Linked DNA regions of Homo sapiens: region 2 is linked to region 1. Evidence: read pairs that join two places in POLR2A ChIA-PET (ENCODE). Cell type or tissue: PC-9. All regions are shown on one strand. Links, peaks and the distances in the headings refer to the core of each region. The heading gives the core; the rest is flanking DNA.

Region 1 (11,867 bases), core at 3,661-7,660:
GGGAACAAAATACCGGGTGAAGGGGGAGGGAGGAGGTCTTGGCCTGAAGTCTGGGAGGTGGCAGGGCGCGCCCTTGGCACAGCCCTTTCTATCCCAACCCCAGGCCCGCTCAGGTTGATCCCGCAGAAACAGAACTTCTCGCGGGCCAGTCGCCAGCACCTAGAACTTGGGAAGGGAGCAGACGGATTAGAGGTCGGGGGAGTGCTGAGTGTGAGCGGCGGCCTCCCCACACCCCTTTCAGCGCCAGGAGTCTGGGCTCCGCCTGCCTTCGCGGGGAGTAATTTATTCATGGTGACTCCCTCAGGAGTAACAATCATCCATAATTAGGGTTAATGATGACATTCATTAATTACGATGACTTCTCTTTTTGCTTCTACCCGCTCCCCCTCCTCTGGTCCCGCTCCCGTGGTGGGGCGCGGGGCTGCCTGTCTTTCTGGTCTGGAGCCACAACCGCAGGCCCCCGTCCTCGCCCGTGACCGACGGCCGGCGCTGCTGCAGGCCCCCTCGCGGACTCCGCAGCTGCGCACCCCCGGCCGCGGCCTCGCGTCCCCGAGCCCAACAGGGCTAGGAGCGGGGAATGCAGGACTGCGGAGGGGCAGGGAGAGACGCCCTGAGACGCGGAGATAAACACCCGGAGACGCCGGGAGAGACGGGGAGAGACGCACACAGAGACACCAAGACACAGACACGCAGGTTGTAGAGACAAATTCAGAGACACGAGCGAGGATAGAGGCGCGGACTGAGCCCGGGACTGGGACCCGGCGGCCGCTGGAGGGTGCGCCTCGCACGCACAGCCGGGCGCGTACCCCGCCCGCACCGCTCCACGCGCGCCCTCCGGCCTCGCTGCGCCCATCTCTCCAACGAAGACCAGTGGCCGCCTCCCCAGAAGGTCGCGATGGCGCGCGCGGGCGTGCGGTGCCGGTGTGATCGGGGGCTCCTTGTGGCCCCTCGTCGCCAACCCACTCCTACCCCCGGGAGCGGCGCGGAGCCTCAGTGGTCACGCGGGCCTCGCGACCGCGACCCTAGGACGCCCGGGCCCACAGGAGGACCCCGCCGGGAAGAGGGCGCCCGGGCCCGGGGCGCGGACAGGCCTTGCGCCCCCCAAGTTACCTTGGTTTCCTGGAGGGCGGAGACGGTCCCTGGGGGGCTGTGGGTGGCCGCGTCATCCGGTTCGTTCTCCTTCTCGCTCATCTCGGTCATGGTTCGGGGAGAGGGGAGGAGAGGGTGCCGAGATCCGACGGCAGGCCCACCGCGGGCAGGCTGCGGGTGGCGGGCGTCTCCGGGACTCTGAAGCCGTTCTCCAGAGGCTGCCCCCAGTTAGCCCCCGGCACGGCAGCCCCCAACCCGCGGGAGCGGGCAGAGAAAGTTGCCGGGGTGGCGGGCGAGGGGAGGCCACCACGCTGAGCCGCAGGAGCGGGACGACCCCGGGCGCGAGGACCGAGGGTCTGCAGAGGATGCTGCTCGCAGCGCGGGGAGGAGGGAAGTGGGGCCGCGGGGATGAGCCGAGGGAGGGAGCCAAGGAGCTGTCCGTGTCCAGCCGGCTCCGCCGTCCGCTGCGCCCGCCCCCCATCCCCTCCCCTCCCCCGCCGGCCCCAGCCCGGCACCCGGCGGCCCCTCCGCCCAGTCCTCGCCGCCCAACTTTGATTTAGGAGGTCGCCTGGTCCCGCCCCCTGCCCTACGCCGCTCCCCCGCGCAGCCCTGCAAATCAGGCTCTCAGCTATTGGCTGCCTCGGTGGCCAGGAGGGCGAACTGGGCGGAGTCTTGGGGGGCTCGACACGATGGGGCGGGGCTTGGCGGGGAAAGAAGCGGAGGAGGGAGTTTCACACTGAAAAACCCGGGATGGAGGGGCGTGACCAGATTGAGGGAAGCTTGGGGAGATCATAGTAGCGTCTGGATGGGTTGCAGGGAATAGAAATAGGTTGGGGCCGCAGCAAGATAGCGGAGAGTGAGATCGAAGCTAGGACTTCCAAAGAGCGAAGATTGATAGATGCCAGAGGTTGGTGAAGGAAGAATGGGGACCCATCTGTGCCATTAATTGGATGCCTTTATACCCTGAAAAGGCTCTCTCCAAATATACACACAACTGGACTATGGTGTATGTGTCAAAGGCCAGGCCGGACAATTCCTCCTTGTGATGGAAAGCCGGATGACTCTATCCCCTTCCAGTCTTGGCGTCTGAACTTCAGCAGAGATGGGGGCTCAGTCCTCACACCCAAAGTCCCCAAACTTCTCTGAGACACGCTCCCCTCCTAAAGATCCTACCACAACTGGAGTTAGATCAGGGGATAATACAGAGAGGTGGGGGAAGAGGTCCTCACCATCACCTTCCAAGGTGCCCCTCTCTCCACAATAACCTTCTATTTTTTATTTTTTTATTTTTTTATTTAGAGACAGGGTTTCACTCTTTCACCCAGGCTGGAGTGCAGTGGTGCGATCATAACTCACTGCAGTCTCAAACTCCTAGGCTCAAGCAATCCTCCCACCTCAGCCTCTCTAGTTGCTGGGACCACAGGCATACGCCACCATGCCTGGCTAATTTTTAAAATTTATTGGTAGAGACAAGTCTTGCTATGTTACACAGGATGATCTCCAACTCCTGGGCTCAAGCGATCTTCTCACTTTGGCCTCCCAACGTATTGGGATTACAGGCGTGAGCCACTGTGCCCGTTCAAGATATTTCCAATATTTCTTCTTCTCCTTCTCTTCTTCTTCTTTTTTTTTTTTTTTTTTTTTTTTTTTTTTTGGAGACAGGATCTTGCTCTATTGGCCAGGCTGTAGTGCAGTGGCTTGATCACACCTCACTGTAGCCTGGACCTCCTGGGCTCAACCCTCCCAAGTAGCTGGGACCACAGGCACATGCCACTGCACCCAGCTAATTTTAAAATTTTTTGTAGAGATGGAGTCTCGCTATGTTGCCCAGGCTAGTCTTAAACTCCTAGGCTCAAGTGACCCTCCTGCCTCAGCCTCCCAAAGTGCTGGGATTACAGGTGTGAACCACCACACCTGACCAAGATACCTCTTCTAATGCATGTTGATTATCTGGGACCCATTTTCTCAGGTCCCCCTCCCTCACCTCCAGCCCTCTTTCCTTCTGCCCCTTCTGGCTCTGACCAGCAGATCTGGCTTCCTCTCTTGGTCTGCCCAAGAAAAGGGAGATGCACTGGTGGCTGAGAGAACCTTTCCCTGGTGTGGGTGGAGAGACTTCTGGGTTTAAGTCTCCCTCCTCCTCTGCTGTGGGTGGTAAGATTGTGGGTGGGGGGTGCCACATGGGGGGCCTGAGGTGCTGAAGGGGGCCCTTATGCTAGCCTGAAAGTTGAGGGGTGGGGTGAACACCTCCACCCCCCACTCACCTCCCCCCATGCACACAGCCATTCATAGGATCTCTGCCCTCCCAAGCACGAGCTCACCATTGGAGCCCTGCTCAGGTTACCCTGTCCAGGAATAGAGATTTATTTGCCAGTGGCAGAAGTAGGACAAGGGCACAGTGAGGGTTCATGGTTGTAGGGGCTCTGACTTCGAGATTTCCTGAGGAAGGTGGGATGGAGCCTGAGTGCCATCAAATCAGTCTCCCCAAAGGCCTGTTCATGGCCAACCTTCCCCCATCTCCCACTGGACTGTCCTTCTCACTCCTGCCCAGCCCAGGCCAGTCCAGCCTTCCCTCCCTGGGCAGCTCAGATGCTGGGATGCTTGCAGCATTGAGACAGCAACATCAGGCCCTCCACTTATCCTGGGCTGGAACACACAGGGCCTTCTTCTGAGTTTGGAGATCTTCTGGGGGAGGTGCCCCTGTCTCCTCCCAAAGAGCAGGGGCTTTGGGTTCCTTAGGGGCCAGTACCTCTTTGGTCACTAATTAAGTGTGTGACCTTGGGCAGATAACTCAATCTTTTAGAGATTTTGTTTGTTTTGAGACGGAGTCTAGCTTTTGTTGCCCAAGTTGGAGTGCAATAGCAGGACCTCGGCTTACCACAACCTCCGCCTCCTGGTTCAAGCGATTCTCATGCCTCAGTCTCCCGAGTAGGTGGGATTACAGGTGCCCGCCACTACATCCAGCTAATTTTTTGTATTTTTAGTAGAGAGAGGTTTCACCATGTTGGCCAGGCTGGTCTGGAACTCCTGACCTCAGGTGATCCACCTGCCTCACCCTCCCAAAGTGCTGGGATTACAGGCATGAGCCACCGTGTCTGGCCTATAGCCTTGGTTTCTTCATCTGAAAAATAGTCATCGTGCCTACCCCACTGCTAGAATGAATGAGATAGTGTAGAGTGGCACTTAGCCCAGACAAGACAGGAAGACAAGACAGGAAAATTTATTTTAAAAAAAAAAGTGTTTATTTTGGTAGGGATGGGGGTCTCACTTTGTTGGCCCAGCCTCATTTTGAACTCCTGACCTCAAGCCATCTTCCTGACTTGGCCTCCCCGATAAAGTGCTGGGATTACAGGCACACGCCACCACGTCTAGTCAAGGAAAGTCCATTATTTTTCTTTTTTTTTTTTTTGAGACGGAGTCTCGCTCTGTCGCCCAGGCTGGAGTGCAGTGGTGCAATCTCGGCTCACTGCAAGCTCCGCCTCCCGGGTTCACGCCATTCTCCTGCCTCAGCCTCCCAAGTAGCTGGTACTACAGGCGCCTGCCACCACGCCCGGCTAAATTTTTATATTTTTAGTACAGACGGGGTTTCACCGTGTTAGTCAGGATGGTCTTGATCTCCTGACCTCATGATCTGACCGCCTCAGCCTCCCAGAGTGCTGGGATTACAGGCGTGAGCCACCGTGCCCGGCCATTATTTTTCTTTCCCTCCTTTCTTCTGGGAAATTTGTCCCTTCCCAGTGCTTTCTCTGAGGCAGAGAGAAGAAAACCGCTTCCTTCTCTCACTTTCCTTGGCCATTTGGAGCCTGGTATTCTGTGGGGTAACCAACCCAGAAGTGGTGATTCCTGGACAAAGAGATGCTAACTAGATACAGAGAAGAATTCCCAGGGGAACCCGTAGTTCTGGCAACCGAGGAAAGCCAGGGAAGTTGGAGGACTGTGGGGCTCATCTAGTCTGGACATCAGAAGCCTGAGGTGGGGCAAGCATGGCGGAGGCAGGGGGATGGATGCCATGACCTCTCGATGTCCTTCCTGGCCTGCAGCCTTTGTGTTTCAGAGCGGTCTCTCCTGAACTAAGTCTGAGTCATTGCTCTTAGTACTGACAACTCCCACTGCAGTGGATCAGAGACGAGGCGGAAGCAGCCTGGCCAGCCTCTCCTGGGAAGGAAGGAGCATTGCCCCATCTCAGATTCGGAGGGTAGAAACGAGGGGCAGGCAGAGCGAGGGCCAGGTGCTGCCGGGGGGATGAATGGCAGCCACACTCTGGAGGGCTCCCTCAGAAGTGGCAATAGAACTACTGGGGTGCCTCTTGTTGGGAAAGTGGGCAGTGGGCTCTTGGGAGCCCTGGGACAGGGATGACTTCAAATCTGCATGCAGCACAATGTCTAGCACATGAAGAGAGACCAGTCCTCAGCCCAGCTCTGCCTTTTGCTTCCTGTTTTGTGACCTTGGGCAGAGAGCTGTCTATCTCTAAAGGTACTTGAGTTTCCTTCTTGTCAGACTGGCAGAATTGGATTAGATTAGTTTGAAATGAGGAGTTGGATTAAAATGAGGGCAATAATGATACATCTCTTAGCACTCTTTTGAGGATTACATGAGTTAATGTACGTAAAGAGATGGACAGGTTGGGTGAGGTGGCTCATGCCTGTAATCCCAGCACTTGGGGAGGCCAAGGCGGGTGGATCACCTGAGGTCAGGAGTTTGAGACCAGCCTGGCCAACGTGGCAAAACCCCATCTCTACTAAAAATACAAAAAATTAGCCAGATGGGGTGGTGGGCACCTGTAATCCCAGCTATTCGGGAGGCTGAGGCAGGAGAATTGCTTGAACCTGGGAGGCGGAGATTGCAGAGAGCCGAGACTGCACCACTGTACTCCAACCTGGGCAACAAGGGTGAAATTCAATCTCAAAAAATAAAAATAAAAAAATAAAGAGATGGACAGAATAAATGCACAGTAAATGGATGTTATTTTATTCATTTATTTATTTTGAGACAAGGTCTCACACTGCTGCCCAGGCTGGAGTGCAGTAGCACAGTCATGGCTCACTGCAGCCTCTACCTCCCTGGCTCAAGTGATCCTCCCACCTCAGCCTCCCAAGTAACTGGGTCTACAGGCATGTTCCACTGAACTCAGCCTGTTAATTCTCATGTTATTATTAGTTACTATTAATTACTACTAATTATTATTAATAGTAATATTATTATTGGGGATTTTTAACCTTGGACTTGTGAGTGAGCTTCAGGGAGTTCATGAACCACTCGAAGCTGTGTAAAATTATGGAAGATAATAAACATTTTCTGGGCAGAGTTGAGCTTTCAGCTGCTCCTCAGGGCATCTGAGATCCCCAAAAGATTAAGAGCCACTGGCCTATATGACCCCCAGGGACTCTCCTCTCTGAGTGGCTGAGATTCTCTGATGTGAGGAATTGCTTCTCCTCCCATGGTGGTGATCTTTGCATCAACACCTCCAGTCCAAGCCCTTTGCATCTGTGGCCTCTGCCCCATGGGTCACCCAGGACAGAAAACATAAGTGACTGGCCTTTCCCGGCAGCTTTAGAATCAGGGTGTCTAGTGTGGAGGTGCCCAATGTGGTTGGGAGCTGAGTCTGGGTTCCTGTCTCCCAGCTGGGGAAAGGAAGGGGGTCCAAGCCCAGCAGGGCCAGGGATGCAGAGACCACAGTGAGAGGCCTGGCCTTGCCCCAGCGTCCCCTGCCTCCCCCCACCAGCCCACCTGGGGGCCCGAGAGGCAGATACCACTCTAATGAGCTAAGGCTCATGGCAGGCAGCGGTAATTATGATTTTATGGAAATACAGAAGGCTCTTACGCAAGTGCCTGACATACTTCCCGGCTGTGGCATCTGGGACAGCCAGGTCCCCAGGGGCTGGAGAAGGCCCCCCCACACCCCCTGCTGCCTCCAGCCCCTGGAGCTTGGGACACTGGCATGGAGCCACCCTCCCACTGCCCGTGGCACTGTCCCTAACTCGCCCTGGGTGAGCTGTTCCCGCGCTCTGCACCCCAGGCCTCCTGGAGGGGAACAACATGGGCTCTGTGTATGCAATCCCTCACGCCCTCGCTCCTGCTGCCCCCTCTCCCTACCACAAAGCCAGGATCTCTGGGAGAGTTGTTCTGAAGGGATAATGAGGTTATAGCTGTTTCCTTTTCCTCAATGAAGAAAACCCCTCTCTCGAGGAACACGTCCTCTTCTGTTCTGTTTCTTTTCTCCTTGAGGCTGGGGACACGGGGCTGACAGCAGCCATGGTGGGGTGGGGGTGGGGCGTCCTAGCCCTTGGCTGCCCCTCCCCAGCCCTGTGCCAGTTTGTCTACACTGAGCCCCCACCCCTGTGCTTCCAACAGTGTCCTGAAGCCACTGCTCCTGTCCTCTAGTCTATTCCCCTTACCCACCCACAAAGCATCTGTTACCAAGGTAACAGCAAGAGCATAACTTTGGGGTAAGCAAGGGGGTGGAGCCCTGCGGAGGAGGGGCATGGTTGAGGGTTAGAATTTTGGAGAGATGAGCACTGTGGACCCCCGAATTCTTCATGGAGGATCTTTTGCTGGAGAGGAGGCCCCACGCAGGCTGGGGAGGGGCTGTGGCTGAGAGCGTATGGAAAGGAGGGAGGATGAAGTCTGGTCGCAGCTGGATTGGGTGTTAGCGGTGAGGGTGCCCATGGCTTACTGTGTGGGACAAGCGTGAGTGTGGTGATGCCGAGGAGACTTCGAGGCAGAAAGATTGAGCCTGCCTTTAACTGCTCCCTTGGGGTTAACGCCTGGGGAGAGATCCTGTGGCGGGGGAGTCTAGACCCAGCTGAAGCAGCCTGGGGACCTGCGGCTGGCCTGGGCCCACACTGCCCCCTGCAGACTGCACAGAAAGCAGCACCGGGGCAGCCCAGGGGTTCAGGCGGGGCCTTGGAGGGTCTGCATCGGAGACCATCTAAACCATGAGGTCCTACCAAGTGTATGGAATGGTCCTGAGCACCGGGGGCACCTAGTACCTGCATTCGAGGCCCTTCTGTAGATTCTGACCCAGAGAGGGGTAATACAGAGGGCCACATCAAGCTGAGCTAACGGGGGCCATCGAGTGGACTGGAAGGCAGAGGGGACTAGAATATCCTAAGCAGAGGGAACAGCCTAGGCAAAGGCTGGAGGTGTGAAACAGAACAGCCGGTTCCGGAGCTACTGGAAAGCCCAGAGGGAGAGAGATGGTGAGCACCAAAGGCAGGAAAAAGTGAACAAACGGCCTTGAGTGCTGGATCAGGAAGCTAGTTTTCTCTGCACAAAGGGGCTTCTCGAACTCATTCACTGGAGCCCTGAAGAGCAATTCAGAGATACCGTGGGGGGCGGGGCGGGGCGGGGAGTGGGGAGCAAGCAAAGTGGTTCACTCCAAACTTGAGAGGGATTTAAAGACAAGGCTCTATGTTAAACATTGGTGCAAGCCTTGCATTTGACTCCAAGAATATCTGTGTTAGTTTTCCTACCAAAAATATGATTTTTAGCACTAACCATTGTGTGCCATGGATAGCCTGGAATATGACCCATAGTTACCCAGGGACTCCACAGCCCAGCTTGAGGATGGCACTGAGGGTAACAGGAGGCCATGGAGTGTTCTCCATAGAGGAGTAATTGGGTAATTCCTGTGTCTTAGGGAAGTCTCTCTGGCTCCCGAGGACAGCATACTAGACACAGAGGACCAAGTAGTGGGCTCCTAGTATCCTTCTGGTGGCCAAAGCCTTCACAGTGAAAATAGATAGGAAGAGCCACCTCGCCTGGCCCAATATTTGTTTTTAAAAGGCTGGGCATGGCTTATGCCTGTAATGGTAGCACTTCGGGAGGCCGAAGTAGGAGGATCACTTGAGACAAGGAGTTTGAGACTAGACTGGGCAACATAGTGAGAGCCCATCTCTACAGAAAAATTTTGTAGGGCCGGGCGCGGTGGCTCATGCCTGTAATCTTAGCACTTTGGGAGGCTGAGGCCAGCAGATCATGAGGTCGGGAGTTTGAGATCAGCCTGGCCGATATGGTGAAATCCCATCTCTACTAAAAATATAAAAAATTAGCCAGGTGTGGTGGCACGTGCCTGTAATCCTAGCTACTTGGGAGGCTGAGGCAGGAGAATTGCTTGAACTCGGGAGGTGGAGGTTGCAGTGAGCCGAGATCACGCCACTGCACTTCAGCCTGGGTGACAGAGTGAGACTCAAAAAAAAAAAAAATGTAGTTAGCCAGGCATGGTGGCTCAAGCACATAGTCCCAGCTACTTGGGAGTCTGAGGTAGGAGGATTGCTTGAGTGTGGGAGGTCGAGGCTGCAGTGAGCCATGATCGTGCCATTACACTCCAACCTGGGAGACAAAATGAGACCCTGTCTCTAAGAAAAATAAATAAAAGCCCACACATATGTATCCTGACGAGTGGGGCATAGAGCAGTAATTAAGAGCAGGGACTAGCCAGGCTTGGTGGATTACGCCTGTAATCCCAGCACTTTGGGAGGCCAAGGCAGGTGGATCACAAGTCAGGAGATCAAGACCATCCTGGCTAACACGGTGAAACCCTGTCTCTACTAAAAATACAAAAAATTAGCTGGGCATGGTGGCAGGTGCCTGTAGTCCCAGCTACTCGGGAGGCTGAGGCAGGAGAATGGCGTGAACCCGGGAGGTGGAGGTTGCAGTGAGCTGAGATCGCGCCACTGCACTCTAGCCTGGGTAACAGAGTGAGACTCTGCCTCAGAAAAAAAAAAAAAAGAGCAGGGACTGTGACTCAGATGGCCTGGGTTCAAATCCTGGCTCTGTTTCCTCCTAGCTGTGTGACCCTGGGCTAGCTACCTAACCTCTCTGAGTCTCAGTTTCCCCATCTATAGAATGGGGATCAATAATAGAGTAACAGAAAAAAAATAGTATCTACTACGTAAGAAAGTTTGAAAAGTAGTCTGAAGTCACACTGAGCACTGAAGAACAGCCTACTAAAGAAACAGACCTGGCTGGGCGCAGTGGCTCACACCTGTAATCCCAGCACTTAGGGAGGCCGAGGCAGGCAGATCACCTGAGGTCAGGAGTTCGAGACCAGCCTGACCAACATGGTGAAACCCCATCTCTACTGAAAATACAAAAATTAGCCAGGTGTGGTGGCAAGTGCCTATAATCCCAGGTACTGGGGAGGCTGAGGCAGGAGAATCGCTTGAACCTGAGATCATGCCACTGCACTCCAGCCTGTGCAGCAGAGCCAGACTCCGTCTCAAAAAAAAAAAAAAGAAAAAAAAGAAAAAAAGAAACAGGCCCTTGGCTGGGTATAGTGGCTCACACCTGTAATCCCAGCACCTGCACTTTGGGAGGCCAGGGCAGGTGGATCACCTAAGGTCAGGAGTTCAAGACCAGCCTGACCAACATGGTGAAAACCTGTTTCTACTAAAAATACAAAAATTAGCCAGGCATTGTGGCGGGCGCCTGTAGTCCCAGCTATTCAGGAGGCTGAGGCACAAGAATCGTTTTACCCAGAAGGTGGAGGGTGCAGTGAACTGAGATCACACCATTGCACTCTAGTCTGGGTAACAGAGCGAGACTCTGTCTCAAAAAAAAAAAAAGAAAGAAAGAAAAAGAAACAGACCCTCTATACTTAGAAGTGTTATACAAATAAACCTATATCCTTAAGTGTTAAATAAACCTTTGATGTACTAGGCCCTGGGGAAACGATGGAGTAAAGGGGAATATTTATTGAGGGCTCAATTATTGTCTTTACTTCTGGGGTAAAAGCTCTCATCATCCCCCTTATGCAGTTGCAACAAGAGGCTCAGAAAGGTTAAGTCACTTGCCCAAGGCCACACAGCTGGGCTTGAACTCTCAGAGTCCATCTCAAGAAACATGCTCTGGCTGGGCGCAGTGGCTCATGCCTGTAATCCCAGCACTTTGGGAGGCCAAGGCGGGCAGATCACCTGAGGTCAAGAGCTCGGGACCAGCCCGGCCAACATGGTGAAACTCTGTCTCTACTAAAAATACAAAAATTAGCTGGGCGTGGTCCATGTGCCTGTAATCCCAGCTACCCGGGAGGCTGAGGCACAAGAATCGCTTGAACCCGGGAGGCGGAGGTTGCTGTGAGCTGAGATCATGCCACTGCACTTCAGCCTGGGCGACAGAGTGAGACTTGGTCTCAAAAAAAAAAAAAAAAAACAAAAAGAAGGAAGAAAAGAAAATAAACGTGCTCTTAACCCCAACACTAGTGCACGTCTCTTAGTCCCTGCCCTCTGGGAGATTTCACTCTGGTGGGAAAAAAGACATTAGACAAAGTACGCAAACCTTCACTGCACGTTGGATAATTACCATGAAGGACCTTAGTAGAGCACTGCAAAGCCCAGAGACAGACGGGGAGAACATGAGCGTCAGCTGGAGGGTCTGTGGGAAGGGCTAAGAAGCAGGCAGCAAGTCTGAAATGTGAGCAAAGAGTCTTCCCCAGGAGAGACTTAAGGTGGTGCTAGAGAGGACCTCAGGTGGAAAAGACTGAGGGTTTGAGCCAGCCCTACTCACGGTCTAACTCCAGAGGGCGCTGTTCAGGGCAGATGGTGCCCTGTAAACTGTACCCGGAGGTGCCAGGGACATTTAGCTGGGACGGGGACCCTTCATCTCACTTCTGGGGTGGAGACATTTGTGTGCACAGATGCACAGACCACACAGTGATTGCCATATGGTATTGTCAGCTCTGTGTGTGTGTGTGTGTGTGTGTGTGTGTGTCCTGTAAGCGAAAAACATCCTACGTGCTCCAGTCTACCCCTTTCGTCATAATTTTGCCTGGAACTCAGGACTCA
Region 2 (11,867 bases), core at 4,284-8,283, 360 kb after region 1:
CAAGTGCTGCAAAGAAAATAACAGGATGCTGAACTAGAGAATACCTGGGGGATCTGCCTTGGGCAAAGAGATCAGACAGTGTTTCGGGGTGAAGGGGCAAGCTGAGATTGGAAAGATAGAAATGAGTCAGCCAACCCAAGAGCGGGAGGTAGTTGAGGGAATTGGTTCTCAGAAAGCAGCCCAGGTGGATCATCTGAGGTCAGGAGTTCAAGACCAGCCTGGCCAATATGGTGAAACTCCGACACTACTAAAAATACACTAATTAGCCGGGCATGGTGCAGGTGCCTGTAATCCCAGCTACTCAGGAGGTTGAGGCAGGAGAATTACTTGAATCCGGGAGGCGGAGATCGCAGTGAGCCGAGATCACACCACTGCACTCCAGCCTGGGCAAAACAGAACTAGACTCTGTCAAAAAAAAAAAAAAAAAAAAGCAGCTCAGGTCCTAGGATGGGGCTCTTAGTGTTTGCAAAATGGAAGGAAAAGCCAGTGAGGCTGGTGCAAGGAGAGGGAGCAGGAGAGACAGAAAAGGACACCAGGAAGGGAGGCAGGGACCATGATTACAATCAGGTTTGAATTCTTTCATCACCCCAAGAAGCAACTATACCCATTCAAAATTACTCCCCATTTTCCTCCACACCCCCAAGCTTTAGGCAACCAGAGTTATTTTATTCTATATGCTAAGGACTGGGGGTTTTAAGCCAGGGAGTAAAATGACCCAGCCTATATTTTTAAAAGATTGCCTCAGGCCAGGTGCGGTGGCTCACGCCCGTAATCTTAGCACTTTGAGAGGCCAAGGCGGGCAGATCACGAGGTCAGGAGTTCGAGACCAGCCTGGCCAACATGGTGAAACCCCATCTCTACCAAAAAAAAATACAAAAACCAGCCGGGTGTGGTGGCGGGCGCCTGTAGTTCCAGCTACTCAGGAGGCTGAGGCAGGAGAATCGCTTGAACCTGGGAGGTGGAGGTTGCAGTGAGCCGAGATCGCGCCACTGCACTCCAGCTTGGGTGACAGAGTGAGACTCCAGCTCAAAAATAAATAAGTAAAAATAAAAAAGGTTACCCCAGCTGCTATGGGAGAATAGATCAGAGAGAGGCAAGGTGAAAGACTGGAGCAGAGACTCAGGGAAGAGGTGATGTGACCTGGCTTGGGGGGAAACACTGAGGAAGAAGAGAAGAGCCTGGATTTGAGATGCACTTTGGAGCAAGATGCAGTGATTCTTAGTGAGAGTCTATGTGGAGCGTGAGGGACAAGGTGAGCTTAAAGGTGACTCGGGTTTCTGTCTTGAACTGGGTGCTGCCATTTATTGAAGTGGGGAAGCCAAGAGGAGAAGCATATGGAAAGACATGTGGATAAAGAATTCAGATTTGGCCAGCCTAGGCAACATAGTGAGACCTCATCTCAAAAAAAAAAAAAAATTTGCCAGGCATGGTGGCCCACGCCTGTGGTCCCAGCTACTTGGGAGTCTGAGGTGGGAGGGTCACTTGAGCCCAGGAGGTTGAGGCTGCAGTGAGCTGTTATAGCACCACTGTACCCCAGCTTGGGTGACAGAGTGAGACCCTGTCTCAAAAACAACAACAACAACAACAAAGAAAATCCAAATGCCCATCAGTGATAGACTGGATAAAGAAAATGTGGTACATATACACCATGGAATACTAGGCAGCCATAAAAAGAATGAGATCATGTGTTTTGCAGGGACATGGGTGAAGCTAGAAGCCATTATTCTCCACAAACTAATGCAGGAACAGAAAACCAAACACTGCATGCTCTCACTTGTAAGTGGGAGCTGAATGCTGGGATCACATGGACACGGGGAGGGGAACAACACACACTAAGGCCTGTCAGAGGGTGGGGTGGGGGAGGGAGAGTATTAGGAAGGATGACTAATGCATTCTGGGCTTAATATCTAGGTGATGGGTTGATAGGTGCAGTAAACCACTATGGCACACGTTTACCTATGTAACAAACCTGCACATCCTGCACAGGTACCCCAGAACTAAAAACAATAAAGGGTTCATGTGAGGCTTCCCTGGCCCTGAGGGATGGAGGCCTGGATGCCCACACCAAGGGAGTCTCCTCTCACCACCACACTCTATTGCTTCCTGGCTTGTCCTTTAGCGTTTTTTTGTTGTTGTTGTTTTGTTGTTGTTTTGTTTTTAATTTGAGACAGGGTCTCGCTCTATCGCCCAGGCTGGAGTGCAGTGATGCGATCTCGGCACACTGCAGTCTCCACCTCCCAGGTTCAAGTGATTCTCATGTCTCAGCCTCCCAGGTAGATGGGATTATAGGCGTGCACCACCACGCCCAGCTAATTTTTGTATTTTTAGTGGAGACAGGGTTTCACCACGTTGGCCAGGTTGGTCTCGAACTCCTGACCTCAGATGATCCGCCTGCCTCGGCCTCCCAAAGTGCTGACATTATAGGCTCGAGCCACCATGCCCGGCCTGTCCTTTAGCTTTTTTACATGTCTAACTTCCATTCTTCCTGCTATTCTTGGAAATGCATCTCTCTAGTTTGGAGAGGGAATTTTGGAGAGAGAATTCTGTCATTCTCAGTTCCCTTTAACTGTCTAAGTTCCTGAAATTCTACCACAAAATTCATACTATACTCGTATTCATTGAGTACCCACTATGGGTCAGATACTATGCTAGAAGCGTTGGCTACATTATTTCGTTAAATCTTGCTGACCACTCTTTCCACAGTATTAATAATACAATAATAATAACAGTAGTAATAAAACAATAATAGTGACCACTTAATGAAAACTCACTTGAACTAAGTGCTTTACATTAATTGTCATTTTAAAATCTCATTGGGAAATAACCTACCCAGGGTCAAATAGCCAGTTAGGAATGGGATGAGAAACCTGGACTTCTCTCCAGTACACCAGACTCTCTTGGGGGATGAGGACTTTGGCTGCATGGGTGGAGGAAGGGCAGAGGCATTGTGATGCCTTTCTCTTCCTTCTCATTTATTCTTTCAAATGGAGCACAGAGGCAGCAATATCTTTCCAGACTTCCTTGGGTGCAGAGGGCAGGCACCCCTGATGACAACTCCAGGGCCTGCCCTTTGCTGGGGAAATGTGACCATTTCTTGGGGAGGGCACAGCTCTCACAAGACTTACCAGACCCTTAGAGCAGTTGCCTGGTGTCATAGGAGGTAGGTTCCCATCTGTGTAGTGCAGGATCCTGCTCTGTGATACAAAAGGCTGATTCTTGTATTCATCCTCTGAGGATGGCTTTGGTGTTTGTGCAGGTGCATTTACCCTTCTGTATATGTGTGTGTGCATTTGTGTAATAATTGGTGTGCAAAGGACCAGGTGATTTGCACACATGCATGCAAGTCAGAACAGCCTGGATTCTGTGCATTTCTCTCAGGATATGTGTGTGTGAAGGGATGATTATCTGGTTGTCTGGGGCCTCAGAAAGGCAGGTAACTTGTAAATTTCCTCAAGCATGTGCTGGTGGGTGGAGTTCCCACAGGATGGAAAAAGGGGCTGGCCCCAGAGTTGAGTTCTGAGCTCAGCTCTCCACCTCTTCCTGCCCGTCTCCAGCTCGCTGCCTCCCCCTACTTTTCCCCAAGCTGGGCAGAATGCCCTCAGCCTGTGCCGGCTGGCACACATGCCACATGGTGCCTGGCGCGCGTCTGGGCAAGGATGACGCCCCCAGGACCGGCTGGGATACCAAGCCACCCGCTGCCTCCCCCACCTCCAGAACGGAGCGTCCCCATCCCATCCCCTTTCCCAGCCAGGGACTCGGGGAGCAGGCAGGGACACAGCACAGACAGATACAAACACACAGATGCACCCAGAGACGCCCACAGGCGTGTGCCCCAGAGGGACACAGACACAGGCGTTCACACAGGCTCGGGTACACACACGCACGCTCACACCCCCCCAGAGAAATTTATGAGTGGTCACCACTTGCACGGATCCAGACAGAACCTGACCCGCCTAGGACATTTAGGCAAATCCACCTGGTGTCTCTGTCCGTGGTGCTGAAACAAGAATGTTTGAACGTCCTCCCTATGGAAGCACTAACAGGAAGTAGAAGGGAGAAAAAGACCTGGGAATGGGTGGTGGACAAAAAAGAAGCAATGGAGGAGAAAGAAGAGAGGGGAGAGAGAAATCTGGTGGTAAGGGAGATAGAATGTAAAGGATTCCAGGAGGACCAAGGACTGTCTGAACCCTGGGACTAGGAGAGGAAGAAGAGGATGGAAGATGATCTCAGCCCCATCCCTGTCCCCTGAATGTGTGGCTCCTGTGGCCTCCAGTTACTCCTTCCATATGCCACCTTGCCCTAGATGACCTGAAAATAGTAGGGAAAGGAGATGGACCTGGGAAAGCCCTATAGTGGACCTGCAGATAGCTCCCTACCTGATTACTTATCTCAATTTGTGTTGGGCAAGTGGACAACACTGTTGATCTGGATTTGTTCTGGGGATTGCAGGGATTTAGTGACTGCTTAATGCTTATCCATCAGATTGGATTATGGGTTCCTTTTGCTGTCTCCTGAGGAAAAAACAACAACAACAACAACAACAAAAAAAAAAAAAAAAAAAAAAAAAAAAACTTCCCTTCAGAGAGATTGCATCCCTAATAGGGATGGCTCTCCCATCAGCAGCCCCTTAGTTGTGGAATTTATGTAACATGAGGAATGCCCACTCTTCTGGTGGGGAGACATCTTCAAGGACTGAAGGGGTTATCATATAACTAGGTGGAAGGGGATAAGGGAAGACGGGAGAGAGAAAAAAGAGAAAAGAGAAGGAGAAAGAATGTGTGTGATGGATGAGAGGATGAAAGAAGGAAGGAAAGAGGGAGGAAGAGGGTGGAGATGCAGATGGCAAGAGTAAGGCAGGGCTTGAGTGAACCAGACAGACTCCTGTGTCCAGGGAAGGGGCAGGGAAAGTGTGCCAGTTGGAGCAAATTGCTCCCCTCAAGTGTCCCAGGGGCCCAGATAAGACTGGAATTCCAGCCTAGTCCTGCAGCTGTTCACAGTGGCATTCTTCACCCAGAGCTTTGGGCAAAAAGACCCTGTGGGCCAGGACTACCGATGTGAGGAGCAGCTGCTCTGGCGAGGAAGGTGAGGTCAGATGCAGTCAAGTGCATGTGTGGTTTCCTCATGGGTGGGGTGAGGACAGTGGGTGTCTCCTGGGGTGTTTCCACCTATTCATATGTAAGCAGTGGCAGGAGGCAGATGCCACATGCTTGGGTAGGCCCTGGAGAGTGGGTACTGGGTTAATTGAGGATGAGGAGCAGGCAGAGGAAAAGGAAGAAGAGAGCAGAGGGAGAGGAGTAAGTAGGAAGAAAAGGATATTGGATCGTCTTCTAGAAAGTTCTGGACCTTCTGTTATTCTCTTTTCTTCCTACAATTTGAGAAAAAGGCCTAGGCTCAGCTGGGTATGGTGGCTCATGCCTGTAATCCTAGCACTTTGGGAGGCTGAGGCGGGTGGATCACTTGACTCTAGGAGTTTGAGACCAGCCTGGGCAACATGGCGAGACTCCATTTCTACAAAAATATAAAAAACTATCTGGGTGTGGTGGTGCATGCCTATAGTCCCAGCTACTCGCGAGGCTGAGGTGGGATGATTGCTTGAGCCTGGGAGGTGGAGGTTGCAGTGAGCCAAGATCTCACCACTGCACTCCAGCCTGGGTGACAGAACAAGATCCTGTCTCAAAGAAAAAGAAAGAAAAAGAGGAAGAAGGCCTAGGCTGCCAGCTGGGCACATCTACCTCAGTGTCTTTGTCTGTGGTATAAGTATAATGACAGTCCCAAGCTCATAGGGTTGTTGAGAGGATTATCAACTCATGTATAACGCTGAGTCAATTACTAACATATCACAAGCTCCAAGTGTATGTTACCTTCCATATTGTTGTTGTTGTTACATCTTGGTTTTGCACTGGATCATTGGGGATTTCTTTTTTTTTTTTTTTCTTTTTTTGAAACAGAGTTTTGCTCTTGTTGCCCAGGCTGGAGTGCAATGGCATGATGTTGGCTCACCACAACTTCTGCCTCCCAGGTTCAAGCAATTCTCCTGCCTCAGCCTCCCAAGTAGCTGGGATTACAGGCATGCACCACCACACTCGGCTAATTTTGTATTTTTAGTAGAGATGGGGTTTCTCCATGTTGGTCAGGCTGGTCTCGAACCCCTGACCTCAGTTGATCTGCTCACCTCGGCCTCCCAAAGTGCTGGGATTACAGGCATGAGCCACCGCACCCGGCCCAGTTCAGGAATTCTTCACGCATAACTAGACCTTCTTGCTATGCCCTTAGGTTCAACACTTTTAGGTCTTCCTTTGCACACATGGAGGACTGTGATTTCTTAGATCTTCAAATTTACTCCTGAAGAGAGGCAGCCAAGAGGTTTTCTGGAATGCAAAGCGAATACCCCATGATAAGAAAAGTCTAGGGTACAGGTCACTGAGTTTTCCCACCAGAGGCTGTCACGGAGGTTTTCCTGGATTCCTGAAGAAATTGGACCCTGGACCTACATCAGTGCCTCCCTATCCAGCCTGGAGCCTCAGCCATCTGCCCCATGCAGTGCTCCTGTCCGGGCCCCACCCAAGCCTGTGTGGGTTTGGGTCATTTCTTCCAGACTCCTCTTCCAATCCCAATTCCTTCTCTTCATTCACTTTCTTCAACTCACCCTCTGCTCCTTTCTTGTCCCTTTTCTTATTCTCAGGAATCTAGTTGGAAGGAAAGGAATTCCCTCACTACTTAGAGTGGGATTCCCCCACCCTGCATGGGCAGAATGGATGGTCTCCTGCTGGAGGTCAAAGAAGCATGTGGAGACTGGCCTAGGAGGGGCGAGGGGTGGCAGGGCAGTCCCCATGTCCCCCTATTCTCCCCAGCTCCTGTCTCATCACTGTCACCATTCAATCATAGCAGATGGGCTGCAGCTGTGAGCGCCAGCCCGGCACACAGGCTGGTCCGTGCCACTTGGGAGAGAAGGAAGAGAAAGGGAGGGAGGGAAGGAGGAGGGATGAAGGGAGGAGGGAGAGAGGAAAGGGAAGAAGAGGAGGAGGAGGAAAGGAAAGAGAGTGGAGGAGGAGAGAGATGGCTTGGAAAGAAAGGAGACTTAGTGCCTTTTATGCCTCTCTCTTCCCAGCAGAAGAGCAGAGGCCAGGGCTGGGCTCACAAGCTGGGCAGTGCCAGGCAAGATGGGCATATGCCCTTGATTACTACCAGGACCGCAGGCCAAGCCTCCACAGCCTCCACGGCCTCATAAATCAGTTTTTAAGTAGCAACCACATGGACATTTCCCAGCCGAGAGGCCTGGCCTCTGTTGGTGCAGCTAGGGCAGCCCTGGTGGAGGGGCAGGTGCCAGGCCAGGGCACCAAAGAGAGAGGGGTGGTCATTGAGGTTTGGCGGGAAGTGAGGCTGGAGCTTCTTCAAGTAAAACCTGGGGCAGGGGCTCCTGCCAATAGAGACTAGGTAAGAAAGTGGCAAGTGGCTGGCAGTGGGTCCAGGACTCCCTGCTGGGTCCCCCAGACCCTGTGCTGGATTTCCCCGGTGAAGCTGCTTACAGAGGAGGGGGAGCGTGTTGCTACTGGAACTCCTTCCCTCCAGCTCCCACCCCTCTATAAGAACAAAGAGTCAGGGTGAGTGTGAGGGCAATGTGTGCGCCTATGCACTTGGGTATCCGAATGTGCGCACCAGGCCTTGAGGGGCAGGAAGGTGTTTCCTGATACCCAGCCCAGGCCTGGCACAGACAGGGCACCCAATAAAGTTGCTTGAATGAATAAGTGATGGAGTGGGAAAGGGGCCAGTTATGCAGACTTGCGTGCGTTCACAGGAATTGGAGATTTCTATCCGAGTGTGTCCTGACTGGAGTCTGTGTGTATGTGTGTATGTGGGGGTGTCTGTGGGTGCTCTGGTATGTGGGAGGGGGTGGGGAAGCAGGAGGTGAGGGAGCTGGCGAAGGGGATCTATTTCAGCCAACGTCCCTCCACATCCTCCCTTTCAGGACGTCTTCCCTACACAGCCCTCCCCAGAGCCACGATTCTCCCCTTCTAAGAATCCATCAGTGGGGCGGCAGCTCCCGCGCCCCCACCCCCTGCCCCTGCTGGATCCCGCGGTTGACGCCCTCCTCTCCTCCTCCCCGCACTGGCCGCGTAGGTGGCCTCGGGTGCGGAGGTCCCGGCCTGGCGCAATCAGTTGCAGAGCGGATGGGGCGGGGGCGCCCAGCCTTCTTGCGCGCGGTGTCTCCTCCCTGGGTGAACAGATGTCTCGGAATTTTAGATGTGCTCTCCGCCCCTCCTCGCAATAACTCCCCCCACCACCCCCGCAGCTGGCACCGGCTGTGGCGTGGCGCCCTCCTCCTCCCCCAACTCCCAATAGCAAAACCGGGTGATGGATCCGGGAGCACGGCTGGAGGCTTGGGCCAGGAGGCCCGGGAGGCCCGCGGCGTGGCAGTGGCGGCTCCCAGCGCGGAGGGAACCATTGGGCGCTGTTCGGACCTCTTCCCTTGTGTCCTTCCTTCCCTTCTCCCGCATCCACTCACTCCCATCTCTCCACTGTCTATGTCCTTCTCGACCTCTGCCCCACCCTACAGCCCATCCCAGCCACCGCGTCTACGAAGATCCTCTACACGGACCCTCACACTTCACGACAGAAACTCCTCCTGGCAACTTTGGAGGAATTCTTTCCTCTAGAGACCCCTTTTCCTGCATTCCTGAGCCGCCCCCCATCACCATCAACTGGCTGCCTGCCCTCAGTAGAAACCCCGAGTTAATCCGGAAAACGTGGGGGGAGGACGGGAGGGGAGTAGGGATTGAGATTAGGGAGGTGGAGAAGACCGGGTTGGCCCTGGCTGAGAGACACCCAAATTTTCTAATCACTGCTAATTAATGAATAATCCAATTCCACGGACCCCCAACTCAGGGAAGGGGGCGGGACCCACAGCGGGCAGGAGGGGGCCTTGGCAGGGCTTCGCAGTCGGGGTGGTGCCAGGAGCCCTCCCCCCCACCCGCCAGCATTCCGAGGTAACAGGCATTTGTTACCCAGCTCGTGCCAGGAGCGATTGGCAGGTTCGAGCAGCACAGTCATTCCGCACACAGATGTCCCTGCGTTCACTCTTCTGATATGAATTCTGTCAGCTCCGAATCCGAGAGAGACAAGCAGACAGCTACACAGACAGAGTCACAGACAGACACAGACACAGATAGAGCAATTGTCTGGAAGACGCAGAACTCTACAGATATTTTTCTTCCCTGAAAACATATTTTAAAAAAGAAAGAAAAATAAGAAAAGCTCCCATTAATTTGGGGGGACAGTCCCCGTGCCCCCGATGAATGCCCCCCTTCCTCTCCTCCTTGTGTTACCTGCCCAGACATTTCAGCGGCCCCAAGGGCCCCACAACATCATCACGGAGCTTCAAAGTTAAGTGGTGGCAGAGAGAAACTCTAAAGTCCGCGAGATCTGTCCCCTCACGCAGGACCCTTTTGTAGTTCTAGAAATCCAGTATCCCTGAGAGTTCTAGAACACCACCAAGGTGCAAGTTCCAGCATTCTAGAACCTCTGAAATTCAAAATTCCAGAACTCCCATGAATTGCAAATCGTGCTGAGTGCCCAGTTCTTATATTGCCCTCTTCGTGGGTGCGCGGGAAGTGGATGCTGTCCGGTGCCCCGAGCGGTTCGCACTGCATGCCTGGTCCTCACCGGCTGCCTCCAGAACCTTGGCCACCAGCCAAAAGTGCAGCCTGCCCTTTGATTTAGGAACACAGAAAGGTCAAGTCTCCCTGGCTACTGTCCCTTTCTGACGTTGCCTTCCAGAGCGGACCCCATTCCTGCTCCTGTCCCACCCTGGCCCTCCACGCCTGACCTGGCTGTCCTGCCTCTGCCCCTGCCAGCGGCTGTGGGAGTGAGCTGGTTGGTCACTGGGCATCTGTGAGCTGGCTGGGCATGAACAGCCCTGGGGTTTGGTTCTCCCTGGTCATCCCTACTTAGTGGACGAAGAAAAAGGGGGCAAAGAAACTGGTCACGACAGAGGAGGGGGCACAGAGGGGTTTGGGCTGTGGTTTGTGGGGTTGTGTTTTTTAATCTTTCCTACTTTCTTTTTTTAAAAGAAAAAGCCCCCATCCTGTGTCATCATTTTTATGGGATCTGCAATTCTGGCAAAAATCTGTCTTTAATTTAGCTGTCCATATAAAAATCCTCACTGTATAATAATGAACAGATGCCATGGAATTTAAGCTGGAGCCTCGGCTCCTCCCCGCCTTCCCCCCGCGCCTGGCACCGGGCACCGGGCACCGGCTGAGTGGCACAGACTGGCACCAACGCGCGAGGGTGGGCAGGGGGCGACCTGGGCTCAGCGCCAGGGCTCTGGGGTGGTGAAGGGGCGTCCGGGCGCTGGGGTTGGCCAGGAGGGAGCTTTTCCGTGGTGGTACCAGGGAGAAGTGTCTGCGGGATTTTTCTGTCTTTTTCTACAAGATTATCAGTAGTTAAGGATTTTGGTTTGGTTTTGCTTTGGCTCTTTGTGGTTCTTCCGATATATTTTTTAAAGCACCGCCCTCCATTCCATATAAACCCAAATGTTTTTGATATTTTAATTGAGTTGTTTTTAACCCTCCCCCTGCGCCGCGCCCCAGCCTCGGCCTGGGAGCCCGGCCGAGCGCGAGTTCGCTGCAAGCGGGATCCGCTCTGAGCCCGGCCGGCCGGCAGCCTCCGCGGTATTCCCGGCGCGGGCCCCTCCAGGGGCTCCCCTGCGGCTCCTGGGGGCAGGGGTACCCTGCTGCCCTCCAAGACTGAGGCTGGATGTGGCATCTGATTGGGAAGTGGGAGAGATGAAGGGAAGAGAGAAAGCCCCAGTGCCCTCACTCCCATTCTCGGGCTGTTCCCAAGGGAGAAGGAAAAAACTATGTGAGTCCGTTGTGCCCTCCTGCCTCCGCCTGCGGTCAAGAAAGGGGGCACCGGCTCAGGCTTGAGGGGTTGGTTCTGAGCCCCCCACCCCCACCCCTCGCTTTTAATGCGACTCTGGCGAGAACAGATGTCCCAAACCGGGCGAACTGCCCAGACCCCGCCCAGCTGTGCCCTTGGTGAAGACTTGGCTAAGAGTAGGAACTGGCATGCAGGTCCCCAAAGGGGTTCGGGGGTTCCCGCGACCCCTGTGGGACCTGACCTAGCAGCCTTGGCCTCCTGGCCAGCTCAGCCTCAGGCGGGAGGCGGAAGAGACCCGGAAAGACCCGTTCCTAATTCAATTAATTCCGAAAAGAGGAATGAGACGCAGACAGATACTGACAGAAGCTGGGAGAGAGGTTTAAATACCCGAACACCAGACACACACTCTGGTATGGAACTCCGCAGCCCCTGTCAGCGCGGGGAGACCTCGCTGCGCTCCCGCGCTGGAGAGGGCAGGAGAGTTGGCTGCGCTAGAGCCATACCCTGGCTCACATCTGGGCAGCGTCTCCACCCAACGCTGTGCCCCAGCTCCCTGGGCATGGCCGGCGCCTAGAGGTTCCCTCTTCTCCTCCCCTCGGAGCGCCCCAGCTTCCCTTCCCTGCCCTAGGGAACTAAGGTGACTCCGCTCCTCGCATCTCCCTCCTGAAATCCGTTGCCCTCCTTCCTGTGAACCCAGCCCCGGTCTTGGCCTTCTTCTCACGTCCACACTCCCAGGGCTGGCGCCCCTGTCCCAGTGCTTTAGGTTGGAGAAAGTTTCCAGAGCAGAACAGCCCTCCCAAGGCAGCTGCGCCCTTTCTTACCACTTCTCACCCAGGGAAACTTTGTCGAGAATTTTTAAAGCTGCAGGACAGAAAGGCAGAAGCTGCTTCAGGATTCAGAACCGGGGCAGGGTTTTAAGGTTTCTCACAGTTCAGGTGTCATTTCTGCTCTGGCCCCGTGGCCAGCGCCTGGGTATCCCAGCCCTGAAG

Evidence for each region. Peaks named below come from ENCODE experiments on the same cell type or tissue, not always from the same donor. Only the 100,000 strongest peaks of a DNase experiment are listed, where the experiment ranks them.
Region 2: POLR2A ChIA-PET joins it to region 1 with 6 read pairs; 2 of 35 experiments call an interaction of 5 or more read pairs at or near these places.

Annotation. Positions count from the first base shown.
Region 1 is chr17:39,224,303-39,236,169 of GRCh38, forward strand. STAC2 (SH3 and cysteine rich domain 2) reads right to left here and starts at 1,643. Exons shown (of 11, transcript NM_198993.5): 1 at 1,111-1,643. The coding sequence starts at 1,200. RefSeq lists an enhancer at 901-1,401. In PC-9, for the core only: no CTCF peak of the experiment used is centred there; a DNase peak (open chromatin) is centred at 5,169.
Region 2 is chr17:39,588,539-39,600,405 of GRCh38, forward strand. LOC105371771 (a long non-coding RNA gene) reads right to left here and starts at 9,728. Exons shown (of 3, transcript XR_934746.3): 1 at 9,324-9,728; 2 at 9,003-9,212; 3 at 6,194-6,368. RefSeq lists a silencer at 11,478-11,772. In PC-9, for the core only: no CTCF peak of the experiment used is centred there; no DNase peak of the experiment used is centred there; H3K27me3 peaks cover 3,128 bases.